Regions from separate parts of the Homo sapiens genome. Here regions 2 and 3 are each linked to region 1. A link is a contact called in ENCODE Hi-C or POLR2A ChIA-PET data. All regions are on one chromosome and are shown on one strand. Each heading gives the region's core, a stretch centred on a gene start or an enhancer-like site at or near the end of the contact. The rest is flanking DNA. Distances are from core to core; before and after follow the strand shown. Region 1 overlaps CHST11 (carbohydrate sulfotransferase 11). Region 2 overlaps CHST11 (carbohydrate sulfotransferase 11). Region 3 overlaps CHST11 (carbohydrate sulfotransferase 11).

Region 1 (4,171 bases), core at 586-3,085:
AGTACTGCAGTTCAGTCAATATACAAAATATACTAAAAACCACGGTTAGGGCAGTGCTGAGTTTGGGCATCACACTTAGTTTGTGCTTCCCAGTAGCCAAGGTATAAAGAGAAATATGATGGATTATGAAAACTTTTACCTCTGATGAAGTTAAAAACACACCAAATTGGCCAGGCACAGTGGCTCGCATCTGTAATTCCAGCACTTTGGGAGGCTAAGGCGGGCAGATGGCTTAGCCCAGGAATTCAAGACCAGCCCAGGCAACAATGGTAAAATCTCATACACACACACACACACACACACACACACACACACTTAGCTGAGTGTGGTAGTATGCGCCAGTAGTCCCAGCTACTCCAGGGACTGAGGGGAGCGGATGGTTTGAGCCTGGGAGGTCCAGGCTGCAGTGAGCTATGACTGCATCACTGCACGCCAGCTTGGGTGACAGAGCAAGACCCTGTCTCAAAAAAACCCCCCAAAACCAAACAGGCAAACAACAACAAACCCACAGAGAATTTAGAGGTGGGACGTGGATCTGAGTTTAAACTCCATCACTTGCAGACAGTGCAACCTCAGGCAATACCTTAACTTCTTATTTCCTTGTTTATTAGTCTCAGTAATATCTCAGAATATTGGGGGAATCGCCTGAGCCATGTATGTGGCAGTGCTTTGAAAATTATACAATATCTTCCAGAAATCTGACTTATCATGGAGTATTTATAGTGGTTCTTTCAGTGAAACGATCTATTTTTTTTTCTATGCTGGTTGTGTTCTCTTTGAGGTGGCTCTGAAAACGTTTGTTCACGTAACTCCTTATACCAGGGACGCTGTACAATAGGAAGGACAGTAGTCACACCCCATTTTGAGCACTCATTCTCTATCAGGCGCAGGGGTACACTTGCCTGAGTTTGAATGAGTTGAGCACACTGTCTAACCCATGGCACCTTCACAGACATTCCGGGATAGAAATACCATTAGCATTCCTATTTTGCAGAAGAGGAAGCTGAGGCACAGAGATACATGAACCGATCTGACTCTCTTTCCCATAAAGGTGGCACAGACGGTCAGAGACAGTGAGCCAGTGGGGCCCTGGACCCATGTGGGATTAAAGGCTCTATGCTGAAGGCACCATTCTGAGGTAGCTCTGGTGTGTGTGTGGCTGTGTGTGTCTGTATCTGTGTGGGAGAGAAAGAGAGACACAGAGATAAGCCCCACCAGAGACTTAAGGGCTCAGAGAGCACCAGGGACCCACAGCCCTACTCCTTAAATCTGTGATGCCTGATGAGATGGGGATGGGGATGGGGCCAGGCCCAAACCCAGCTTCTGGCTTTAGGGTTTGCTCTTGCATTAAATTCCCCTTGGTTTCAGCACCACAGGGTGGGTTTCAGTCTTTTGTAAGCAAACATTTCTCAGGGAAGTCATGAGTCTTCCTTTAGAAAAACCAAGGAAGCCAGCTTAGCCGAGGACCAGCCCCGGCCCTGGAGCAAACGCTGCGGGGCACATGAGATGGTTTCTCCGCCCTTCCTACATCCACGACCTCTCAACCTTGCTCCTCTGAGCCCCAGAATTCCAGGCTCACTAGGAGAGGTGAACGGCGTCTATAAGACGTGCTGTCATTTTAAAAGTCCCAAAGCAGCAGCGACTGGTCCACGGTAGACGACATTTCCTGTTTTTGTGAACTTGTTTTGTTTTTTTTTCAAATTAGATTTCTACTCACTGATCCTCTCCATTTTTTTTTTCCCCTTTTTAAAATCAAACAGCAGATCAAAAGAAAAGCAACAGAAAGCTCGTGGTGTTCCTCTGCCTCAAAGGCCAAACGTCTGTGGGTTTTTTGTCTTGGCTGCCGACCGCAGCACGTCACACTGTTTGAAATTTGCAGCTGCGATCATTTATCTTCAGGGGACAGGGGTGGTAGGTGGCCGTGGTCCTGGGGAGACCCCGGGAGACCCTCCCAGCGCATGACATGAGTGTAGCTGCCGTCCAGCCCTAGGTCCTGTCTTCCTGGATGAGGAAATACCGTGCGGGGTCTGGAAGGGGAGGCTGCACGCAGCCCTCAGGGAGAGACACAGCACCAAACGCCTTGGACGCCATGAGTCCCAGCCCTGCCTCTCACGATCGTGAGGCTGTGGGGAGCAACTCGGCCTTCCTCAATTCCAGTTTCTTCATCTGTAAAAAGGGAAAATCCTGGTACCCACTGCATAAGATTGAGGATAAAATTAGACTCTGCAGGTAAAATGCTTGGCACACAGTAGACTCTCAAGACATGGCAGCTGATGCCAGAGTCGGGGAGCTGTCCTGCCTGCAGGGCAGTGTTTCAGGAGGAAGCGTGCTTCTTGGGGCTCCGGATGCCGCCAGCAATGTTTACGAAACTAGACAAGTCCACTTATTCAATTTACAAAAAGCAACATGTTTACAAGCCCCTCCATAGCTTTGGATCTAAAGGCGGAAAAGTGCCTGGACACCAGCGTTAGTCTGGAGAGAGGGAATTCTTCTCAGGAGCCACGGAGCAGGGACCCATTCCTAAACCATTCCCGCTTTTCCTCCAGGAAATGGGTGCAAGACAAGGAAAGCCATGGCCTGGATTGTTACGTAGAAGCAGCTGGGACACAGTGTTCCCTGGGGCATCTGGGGACAGTGGTGCCTGTAACTGTCCCCTGGCCATGGGGTGCAGCCCCCGCCACCCCTCCCTGAGTGCCCAGGGCCAGTCCATCCTCCATGCCACAGCCAGGGCCGGCTGGCCATGCCCCAACTCCTCATTCTGAAGAACACTGAAAATAAAGAGGGGTCCCAGCTAAGAGGGGGTGTTTATAACTTGAAAAATGCTGATAACGCCAGCCAGTCATTTGCCCTGAAGTAGGTAATAGCTAGAGCAGCATTTCTTAGAATTAAAAAAAGACTATGAATAGATAGTTATGCTGTGTCTGCAGTCAGGGCCCTCCAATTAATGGCAGGAAGCCTATGTTTCTGTCGGACTGCAGCCTGAGCCCTGTGTGCGTGCACCTGTGCACGAGAGAGACAGAGTGAAGTGGGCAAGGGGAGCGTGGGTGGATGGTGTGTTGACTTCCAGAACTTCGGATCTCAGGTGGTCACCTAGAAATCCAATTGATGGGAAAGAACATGATTTCCTACTTGTAAGCCAACATGGCATTTCTTTATGCAAGCCCCTTATCTAGAAAGAGATGCTGGTGTCACTACAAAGGGACATGGGGACTCCAGAACTCAACCCTGGCCCACTGAGCATGTATTCAAGCTGGGGAGGCAAGAGCTGTCAGCCTAGAAGACAGTACGTTGCGGAGTGTCTGCTTCCGGGCGTCACCATTCTGGAACCATAGCCACCAAGGCAGAGTCCTGGGGGCCGCGCCTGCAGCCCAGCCCTCACCCAGCAAGAGAGGGAAGGATGAGGAGGCTGGGTTTACTGTGCCCCATTCTGTACCCTCAACCTAAGTGGCCGTTGATCCTCCAAAGGAGAAATGCATTGGGGTTCCATGCACCCTGGAAAGTCGGAGAACCTTCCCCGACAGAAGCTCCTTTCCTGCAATTTACTGTTCAAGCCTTCAGTAACTTCTGCCTTGCTCCTCAAGAACCTCCCTTGTCTTGTTTAATTTAGACCTGGGCAGTAATGAGGACTGTGTCGACTCCACTCTCGTCCACCGGAATGAAATTTTTCATTAAGGAGTTCCTGGGAGACTGGCCAAGTTTACTCTCGCAAGCATTGCATCTGCCTGCTTGCTGCAGTCTTCAGGCTGGCTGGCTAAATGACAGTCCTGGGTGGCAGGGAGGAGACGCCCCCAATTTCAGTTCTAAAGTAGGAGTGATTGCTTACCTCTATGGGGGGCCTGGGGAACTACAAACAATCGCCACTCCTCAAAGGGACTGCAGGTGGCAGGGAGTGTTTTGAAAATATTCATTTTCTAGAAATTCATTCTTCATTAGTAACACACGGAAGGCAGTGTGATGTGGAGAAAGAGCCCAGGCAGCTCACTGAACAGCTGAGTGACACTGGGCTGGCCACACAATCCTTGTCAGCCTCAGTCTCCGTATCTAAGCAGTAGGGATTCAAACGAAATTCCGTCCTCACCTGGTGGTTGTGCAGCTGCAATGGAACAATGTGCGTGAATGGTAGAGAAGTAGGAGGTCAAGCCAGGAAAGAGAGAAGATTCTGGAGTCCAAC
Region 2 (4,171 bases), core at 805-3,304, 240 kb after region 1:
TATGACTTCATCTTTTTTTTTTTTTTTTTTTTGAGATGGAATCTTGCTCTGTAGCCCAGGCTGGGGTGCAGTGGCACGATCTCAGCTCACTGCAACCTCCGCCTCCCAGGTTTAAGCAATTCTCCTGCCTCAGCCTCCTGAGTAGCTGGGATTACAGGCACCCGCCACCATGCCCAGCTAATTTTTTGTATTTTTTAGTAGAGACGGGGTTTCACCATCTTGGCCAGGCTGGTCTCAAACTCCTGACCTCGTGATCCACCCACCTCAGCCTCCCAAAGTGCTGGGATTACAGGTGGGAGCCACTGCACCTGGTTGACTTCATCTTAACTAACTATATTTGCAATGCCCCTATTTCCAAGTCAAGTCACATTCTGAGGTTCCAGGAAGAACATGAATTTGGAGGGGGGGGCGGGGACACTATCAACTCAGTGCACTGACTAAGCAGATGTTTATGAAAGATAGGCCTGAATTCAACAGGGGCTCAGAGCACTGACCAACTAAAGTATAGAACCTTTTGCAGCAGAACTCCTGGTTGACCCCCAATATCCATTCTCTGTCTTCCTTTAGAATAAAGAAAACACAAGTTTAGCACATGACCACACGGAATGAAGACTACCTTTCCCAGCCTCCCCCACAGACATAAATGGCTGGAGCTAAGTGAGATTTAAGCAAAAGTGATGGATCCAAGGGGAATGCCCTCCGCTGGACCTCTCTCCCTCTTCCCACTGGCAGGAAGGCAGACATGGTGGTGAGCCATCTTCAACAAGTGGCATGCATACATGAGAAAAATATGTCCTGTGGCTTCTTCAAGCCATAGGAACACATTTGTCTTCTAGCAACAGGAGGTAAACAGAATCAAAAGTTCATGCGGCCATTTTCAGTCCAAATAGGTTTTCCTAGTGGCAAAAAACTTCCTAGCATACTACCTACTACCTAAGAGTGCAAGACTTTTTAAAATCTAATTATATATTTTTTACCTCTTGCCTCTCTTGGTTGTTATTCATCAGAAAAACAAGATCTGATGCCTGTCTTGGATAAGAGCATCTCCAGTTTTCTTTCTCTCACTCCCAACCTTACTCTCAAACTGGGCATGTGATCCCGGCCACACCAATGAGATTTGCTCACTCAACAGATTTTTACTGAACACTTGCTGTAGGACAGGCACCGTTCTAGGAGCTGGGGATGACAGTAAACAAAATATAAAAATCCCTGCCCTTAAGAACTTTACATTCCAGAACTTTTGTGGAAACTGCTGGAAAAAAGAAGTACTCTCTCTTTCTACTGGGACTGCTGAAAGGCTAGGATGGAGGCTGGAACCGCAGGCAGCCATCTTGCCACCATGAGGAGACAGACACAGCATGAACAATCACATGCTAGGGTGCTTGGTCTCTGCCACACTGAGTTTGGCTCAGTTCCCTGAGCCAAAAAAAAGGGGGGGCCCTTTTTTTTTGCTTAAACCAATTTGAGTTGGGTTGGGAAAGGAAGGAGTTGCATCCAATTTCTACCAATACGTTAAGAGTCCCTCAGAAAGATATCTGAGGCAAGTTTGGAAATGCCAAGTAAAGACAGGTGACTCTTTTGAAAACGGCTTTTCCTTGGACATGCCTTGGACATGCACTGTTTAAAGGCTCCTTCCATGTTGTCATTTCCAGTTTTAAAAACCTCCTTTTCAATAACCCCCTAGAATGAAGGCACCAGTTCACTGCCTCTCCCACTATGTGTTAAGAACCAAACCATGTCATCTCATCCCCCAAATGACCAGAGACTAGATGGTTCCAGTCACCTCCTGAAGCTCTTGAAATTGCCTGCCACTGCTGCTGATGGCCACAGGGAACACCACCTTTATTTCCCAAAAGGCTAAATCCCACCGGTTTTCCTCAAGGTAGTGACTGGGCCCCAACATTTCTGATAATTGCTTTCCTTCCCAGGCAAGCACCTCCATGCTCTGGGGCCCCGTGAATACTCAGCTGTTAACAGGAACAGCCTGAACTAGACTTACAGATAACCGAAGCTAACTGACCACATCCTACTTAACAGGAAACCTAATAGACAGCTATTTTAGACTTATTCTCACTTCCCCTCATCCGCTTCCATCTCGGCACTCTGCTGCTGGGAAGTCAGGGTGTACATAAAAGAGACTATGGGGAAGGGGTCAGTGGAGACTCCAGAATTCAGATATAAAAAGGCTTAGGGACGTGGACCTGGTGGAAGAGAGGTGCTGGCACTGCATTCACGTGGCAAACATCACATTTTTACTTACAGTGTATTTTGGGGTCTCTGGTATGGGCTAGTGGAAATCATTTTTTTAATGTTTAAGAAAAGAAAATAATAAAATTAAAATATACCCAGGCCTTCCTTCTGGAGATATAAGTAACAGAAATACTACACAGGAAGCTCCATCTGCCGTGTGTGTTTGTGTGTGTGTGTGTAACGATCAGCAATGTCTTTCACTTTTGCAAGAAGAAAGATACAGTTTGAGTTATGGGTTTGCTTTGGTTTTTCTCTCCCTGTCTCCCACCCCCACTTCCTGTTAGGGGGGTTGCTTCCCAAACTTGAGAGCCCCATCAACACACAGCTCCCTGGAGAGGCTTCATTCTCAGGGTGCTGCCAGCCATCACCCTTCTTAGAGTCATAGGAGACATGTGAAGAGCTCTTAGACCTTCTCACTAAATGAACTTCCTCATAACTGAATTCCTTTCTCCAATCAGTTGAGGACAATTGAGTGCACAATGCCTCCTAGAGCTATCATTGTGTCTTTCCAACTGCAGAGCAATTGTTCATTTTCCTTTCAGCTCAAGGATCGTTCCTTGTCTTAGTCCATTTGGACTGCTATATCAAAATATCCTGCACTAGGTGGCTTGTAAACTACAGAAATTTATTGCTCAAACAGTTCTGGAGGCTGGAAAGTCCAAGATCGAGGCACTGGCAGATTTGGTGTCTGGAAAGGTCCCACTTCCTGGTTCTCACTGTGTCCTCCCATGGCACAAGAGGTGAGGGTCTCTCTGGGGTCTCTTTTATAAGGGCACTAATCCCATTCATGAGGGCTCCCTCATGACCTAATCACGTCCCAAAGACCACCACCTTCTAAGAGCCTCATATTGGGGATTAGGTTTCAACACATGAATTAGGGAGAGACGCAGCATTCAGACAATAGGGTTTCTCCATATGTTTTTCCTCCTAAATCACAAAAAGAAATTTTTCTCGCAGATGCCAGCCCACGCTTTGCAGAGAGAAGTTCTTATTAGAGCACTTTGAGTCAGATGAGCCAGGGCATCCGAGCTCCACCAACTACTAGCTGGGTTACTTTAAGTTAATTACAAAACTTCTCTGAGTCCCACCTAAAAATGAGGATGAGGCCAGTTCTCCTCGCCAGGCTGTGGAGAAGACTAAATGATTTAACACCTGTAATGGGTACCTAGTGAGTAGCAGTGAAAATGTATCTTTTCATTGAATTTGAATCCTAAGGATGATCTATTATAGGACTCTTGGACAGGCACTGAGGGTATGGAGGTGGCTTTACAGCAAGCTACTTGTCCATTCATGAATCCCCCTATCCCTGGAAGCCCATTAATAAGATACTTTGTGACATCTGAAGAAAGTTCTGTTCTCTTCCCAGATCAAGTGAAACCTCTCCTTACCTTCCTTGGCTCATTCATTCAGACATGCAAGCATGTATGCAACAAACATTTATTTTATTACAAGTCTGTCATACGCCAGGGACTGGGGACACAGTTTGTGGCCTCCAGAAGCCTATAATCTAGTATGGACCAAAAACTCAATGCAAGCATGAATGTTGAGATAGAGGAAGGCTCCATCAGGAATCTGGATGACAGCTTAATCAAAGGAGCTGGGATATAGTAAGATGGACATATTCACACACTGCTGGTTGGAGCATCAATAGATACAATCTTCTAGAAAATAATTTGGTTACACTTATCAAGAGCCTTCAAAGGTTTATAACCTCTGAATTGCCCCTCTGAAATTTTATCTGAAAGGGACATTAAGAAACTCAGACAAAAGTTTAGTTTACAAAAAAAACGGCATTTTTTTAAAAGGGAAAATCTTTCTCAAAAATATTCAACAAAGGAGAATGGCAAAATGAAAATACATCCATCTGATGGAATATTACAGTGTTGTCAGAGAAAACTGAATGACATGAGAAAATGCCCAT
Region 3 (4,171 bases), core at 452-2,951, 230 kb after region 1:
CACAAAACATATCAAAGAGTGAAGAGAGGCCCTGCAGACTTAATTGGCCCTGTTAGAATGGCCCTGTGCCATTATTTACTGATAGGATTACCAGATGTGAGTGTGGAATTGGTCCCCCAACTTAAAATAACATAACGGATTTTTTTCTAATGTAATTTGAAGCATTTGTTAATACAATAATCCAACACAAACATTACAGCTGATTTGGGGAATTGTGGCCAGCAGTCACTTCAACAGTGCCTAAAGGCCTCTGGCCCATTATTAGGTCTAGTCAAAAAACAAAATTAAATATGATAAAGATTAACAAAAATTAAACCAACTGTGTCACATTGATTTTTTATTTGACAGGCATTATAGCACATGTATGGCTTTCCAGAAAATCTGGTGGCTCTAAGAGTGAACCTTCTAATGCAACAATAACTCATCAACACACCTTCCTCCCCACTGCCACACACACACACAGATTTGGAATAGAAACCAAACTCAAAGTGGAATAGTGTCAAGAAAAAAATGTTGTGCCTCTCTCCTCACATTTTCTATTATTCATTTAACAAGGGAATTCAAACCAAAAAAGTACAGAGTATTTTACAAGCCCAGGGCTTAGGAGACTAGGCCACTATTTCTAAAGCCCTCGCTTAAGTCTGCTATCCGAGGCATCAGTGATGACTGAGGCATGGGCCTTATTCCAAGTTTTCATTCCTGGGCACTTCAAGGAACTCCATTCAGGAGTCAGGATGTCATTATCTTCTATAACTTTCTTGATATGGGTCAGCTGAAGATGTGAATTTTAAAGAGCATAGTCAATTAGGAAAAGAAAGCCAGAGAACACCCTAGTAGCCAGACGGTTGGGTTCAAATCCAGGCACAGGCTTCAGTTCGTTGTGTGACCTTGTATGAGTTCCTTACATTCTCCAAGCCTCAATTTCCTCATCTATAAAATGGGTAAAAATGGAACCTCTTCCTCACAGAGATGTAATGAGAATTAAGTCATGCAAGATGCTTAGAACACTTAATAAGCACTCAATAAATAGTAGTTATCAATTTTTATTAGTACTAATTTATGTATTGGTTACCTGAAGTATAAATAATAAAACTACACTGTTTAACCATAATAAGATATTCCTTTACACCTACTAGGACTGTGACTATCAAAAAAAAATAAAATTAGAAAGTAACAAGTGTTGGCAAGGATGTGGGGAAACTGGAACCCTTGTGTACTGTTGGTAGGAATATAAAATGGCACGACCACTGTGGAAAAGAGTGTGGTGGGCCCTCAAAAAATTTAAAATAGAATTACCACAAAACCTGGCAATCCCACTTCTTTCAATTCTTTCAAAAGAATTGAAAGCAGGATTCCGGAGAGATATTTACACACCTATGTTCACAGCAGCAGTATCCACAACAGCCAAGACACAGGAACAACCCAGATGCCCATCAACTGAAGAACAGATAAACAAAATGTGGTGTACACATACAATGAATTATTCAGCCTTAAAAAGGAAGGAATCCTGTCACATGCTACAACATGGACGAACTCTGAGGACATTAAGCTAAGCAAAATAACCCAGTCCCAAAAACAGAAATACTGTATGACTCCACGCATCTGAAGTGTCTCAAGTTATCAAACTCATAGAAACAGAAAGTAGAACGGTGGTTACTGGAAGCTCAGGGGGTCTGAGAAAATGGGGAGTTGTTGTTTGCTTAGTGGGTACAGCATGTCAGTTTCGCAAAACAAAAAAGTTCTGGAGATCTGTTGCACAACAGTATGAATATACTTACCACTGCTGACCCGTACTCTTAAAAAGGATTAAAATGGTAAAGTTTACATTGTGCTTTTTTAACCACAATTTTACATTTTTAAAATTATTTTTAAAAATCTACCCACAAAACAAAACACCCTGAATTGTTTAAGTGTTTTACAAAATGAACTCTAGATGCCTCCGAGTCAATCAGTGAGCCCGCACCCCACCCCACAGTTATTATTCTGAATTCGTGGTGACTTACAGAGCTAATACGCCTACGACATTGTTCTGAGAAGCGCTGGAACCCATCCTCGGCAGTCAGCTGCTAGCAAGAGGATCAAGATCAGAGAAGTTTTGTGAAGTTAACTTTAAAAGGAATATTCTGACTTAGAACGGATTCTATTTTAATGCTTTGAGACAAAAATCCTTCCCCTGGGAAACTGCCTCCAACTCACTTGTCACATCCTCAGAAGTGGAGACCCTGTTTTTCATTTCTGAGATGTTATCACTGAGACATTCAAATAAGAGCAGTGTTGAAGAACAGTGACATGTGATGTGGTGGCTTTAAGGCAGTGACGGGCTATAGACACTAAGAGGCCAAGGCCAGAGGGGTCAGCTCACAAGCTCACAAGCTCCTGCCTTTGCTTCGTGGTGCAGGCTCTGTCTCTCATCGGCACGGCATCTCTTCAGAGGGGATCTCCTTGGAGATTTGGGGAAATCAGCTCAATTTTGTCACCCAGCCTGTAGTCCCAAGTCCTCGTGACTGTGGATGGGCCAGGAATGTGGCTTCACATACAGACATCTTGTTAGGCCAGGCACGGTGGCTCACACTATAATCCCAACACTTTGGGAGGCCAAGGCAGAAGGCTTGCTTGAGCCCGGAAATTCAAGACCAGCCTGGACAATACAGTGAGATCTCAAAAGATTACCCAGGCATGGTGGTGTGTGTGTTTAGTCCCAGCTACTTGGGAGGCTGGGGTGGGAAGATCACTTGAGCCCAAGAGATGGAGGCTGCAGTGAGCCAAGATGGTGCCACTGCACTTCAGCCTGGGTGACAGAGCAAGACCCAGTCTCAAAAAACAAAACCGAACACCCTGCTGCTGCACATGTGATACCACAGGCAGCATCACACCCACTGATGAAATGTGTCCGAAGGGACGGCCCTCCACAAACTGTAAATGTGTCTTTCTACATCCAAGTCTCTCTTGTCTTTCCGTGCCTACCAGGGTGAGTCACTTTGAGCATTTGCCTGAGCCAGAGTTGAGGGAAGGGTAGAGACGGCAAGGAAGGAAGCTTTGATGGAACGCCTTCAGGCCTTCAAACTCTCCCTCCATTTCCCACTTCTGAGGCATTTGACACACATTCGCATACACTATTTCCACCCCTCTCACCAGGACATGTCCAAAGCCACTGGATTAGAAGCCACAAAATGTACTTCATTCACCAACGAACCCTCAGCACCTGGCACCTCATAGGTGCTCTGTTAAGGGAATGACAGGTGTACTTCAAGAACACCTATGTCTATTAAAGAGCAAATTAAGTAGCCCAAGGCCTACCTGGTTCCAGGGCAAAAACATTCTCTTCCACATCCATCATCTGATGAGAAAGCAATAAACATCTTGCCACATTACTGGATACCAGCTCCAAGGTAAACACTAGGATCAGCGGCTCCTGCCTGAATGTGAATGGCTGAGGCCATCTGCATTGCTTGCAAACCACTGAGCCATCGTGCACCATTTCCATTAGTTTTATTTCACTTTCCGATCTTTTTTTGGTCAAAAACATCTGACCTCACTGACAGTAGGAAACACAGCTATAGGTAAGTGTGCATTTCATTTCCACTTCATTTTCCTCAGTTACGTCCTGGATTTTTTTTTTTTCCTGAGACTGGGTCTTGCTCTGTTGCCCAGGCTGGAGTGCACTGGTGTGATCTCGGCTCACTGCAACCTCCGCCTCCCGGGTTCAAGAAATTCTCCTGCCTCAGCCTCCTGAGTAGCTAGGATTACAGGTGGACACCACCATACCCGGCTAATTTTTGTATTTTTTAGTAGAGACGGGGTTTCACCATGTTGGTCAGGCTGGTCTCAAACTGCTGACCTCGTGATCTGCCCGCCTCGGTCTCCCAAAATGCTAGGATTACAGGCGTGAGCCACCGCACCCGGACACATCCTGGATTCTTATTACTAAAACCTTAATCAGCTCAACTGATGTCATGTCCCATGGTAGTATCTTCAAACTGTATCTTGTTCCAGACACACAGATCAATAGCCAAAAGTGTAATCTTAAAAAGGGATCCTATTCTTTACTTGCAACTTCCAAAGGGCATTAAAAGGGATTTATTCATTTATTTAGTCAACAGTAATATTTACTAAGATTTTACTTTAGAGCAGGCAGGCACTGGGGTATGTGCCAGAGACACATAGTGAGGGG

What was found. Hi-C counts contacts between places; a loop is a spot of excess contacts on that map. ChIA-PET counts read pairs that join two places held with the same protein, here RNA polymerase II (POLR2A). Pooled maps may share reads with other maps.
Region 2: a loop to region 1 is called in a pooled map, with 3 times the contacts of the local background. The contact joins two enhancer-like sites. A Hi-C loop is called at or near these places in 5 of 50 pooled maps. POLR2A ChIA-PET finds 5 or more read pairs at or near these places in 2 of 52 experiments (CD4-positive, alpha-beta memory T cell and activated CD4-positive, alpha-beta T cell).
Region 3: a map of CD4-positive, alpha-beta T cell shows a loop between it and region 1 (5-fold over the local background). The contact joins two enhancer-like sites. A Hi-C loop is called at or near these places in 1 of 168 maps with a recorded cell type or tissue (CD4-positive, alpha-beta T cell) and 7 of 50 pooled maps. POLR2A ChIA-PET finds 5 or more read pairs at or near these places in 2 of 52 experiments (Panc1 and activated CD4-positive, alpha-beta T cell).

The regions. Positions count from the first base shown.
Region 1 is chr12:104,718,300-104,722,470 of GRCh38, reverse strand. All of the region lies in intron 2 of CHST11 (carbohydrate sulfotransferase 11), which reads right to left. Among named protein-coding and RNA genes, the nearest start is that of MIR3922, 130 kb to the right of the region's middle. RefSeq lists enhancers at 1,314-1,363, 1,337-1,965, 2,024-2,113. Within about 2 kb of position 1,835, at least 21 of the 41 ENCODE cell types and tissues checked have a DNase peak (open chromatin) inside an H3K27ac peak, as active enhancers do; they include CD4-positive, alpha-beta T cell, where a contact is called at or near this core.
Region 2 is chr12:104,476,439-104,480,609 of GRCh38, reverse strand. The region is part of intron 1 of CHST11 (carbohydrate sulfotransferase 11); the gene reads right to left. Among named protein-coding and RNA genes, the nearest start is that of CHST11, 22 kb to the right of the region's middle. RefSeq lists an enhancer at 1,840-1,889. Within about 2 kb of position 2,054, at least 10 of the 41 ENCODE cell types and tissues checked have a DNase peak (open chromatin) inside an H3K27ac peak, as active enhancers do.
Region 3 is chr12:104,492,486-104,496,656 of GRCh38, reverse strand. The region is part of intron 1 of CHST11 (carbohydrate sulfotransferase 11); the gene reads right to left. Among named protein-coding and RNA genes, the nearest start is that of CHST11, 38 kb to the right of the region's middle. RefSeq lists enhancers at 2,380-2,569, 3,192-3,361. Within about 2 kb of position 1,701, at least 13 of the 41 ENCODE cell types and tissues checked have a DNase peak (open chromatin) inside an H3K27ac peak, as active enhancers do; they include CD4-positive, alpha-beta T cell, where a contact is called at or near this core.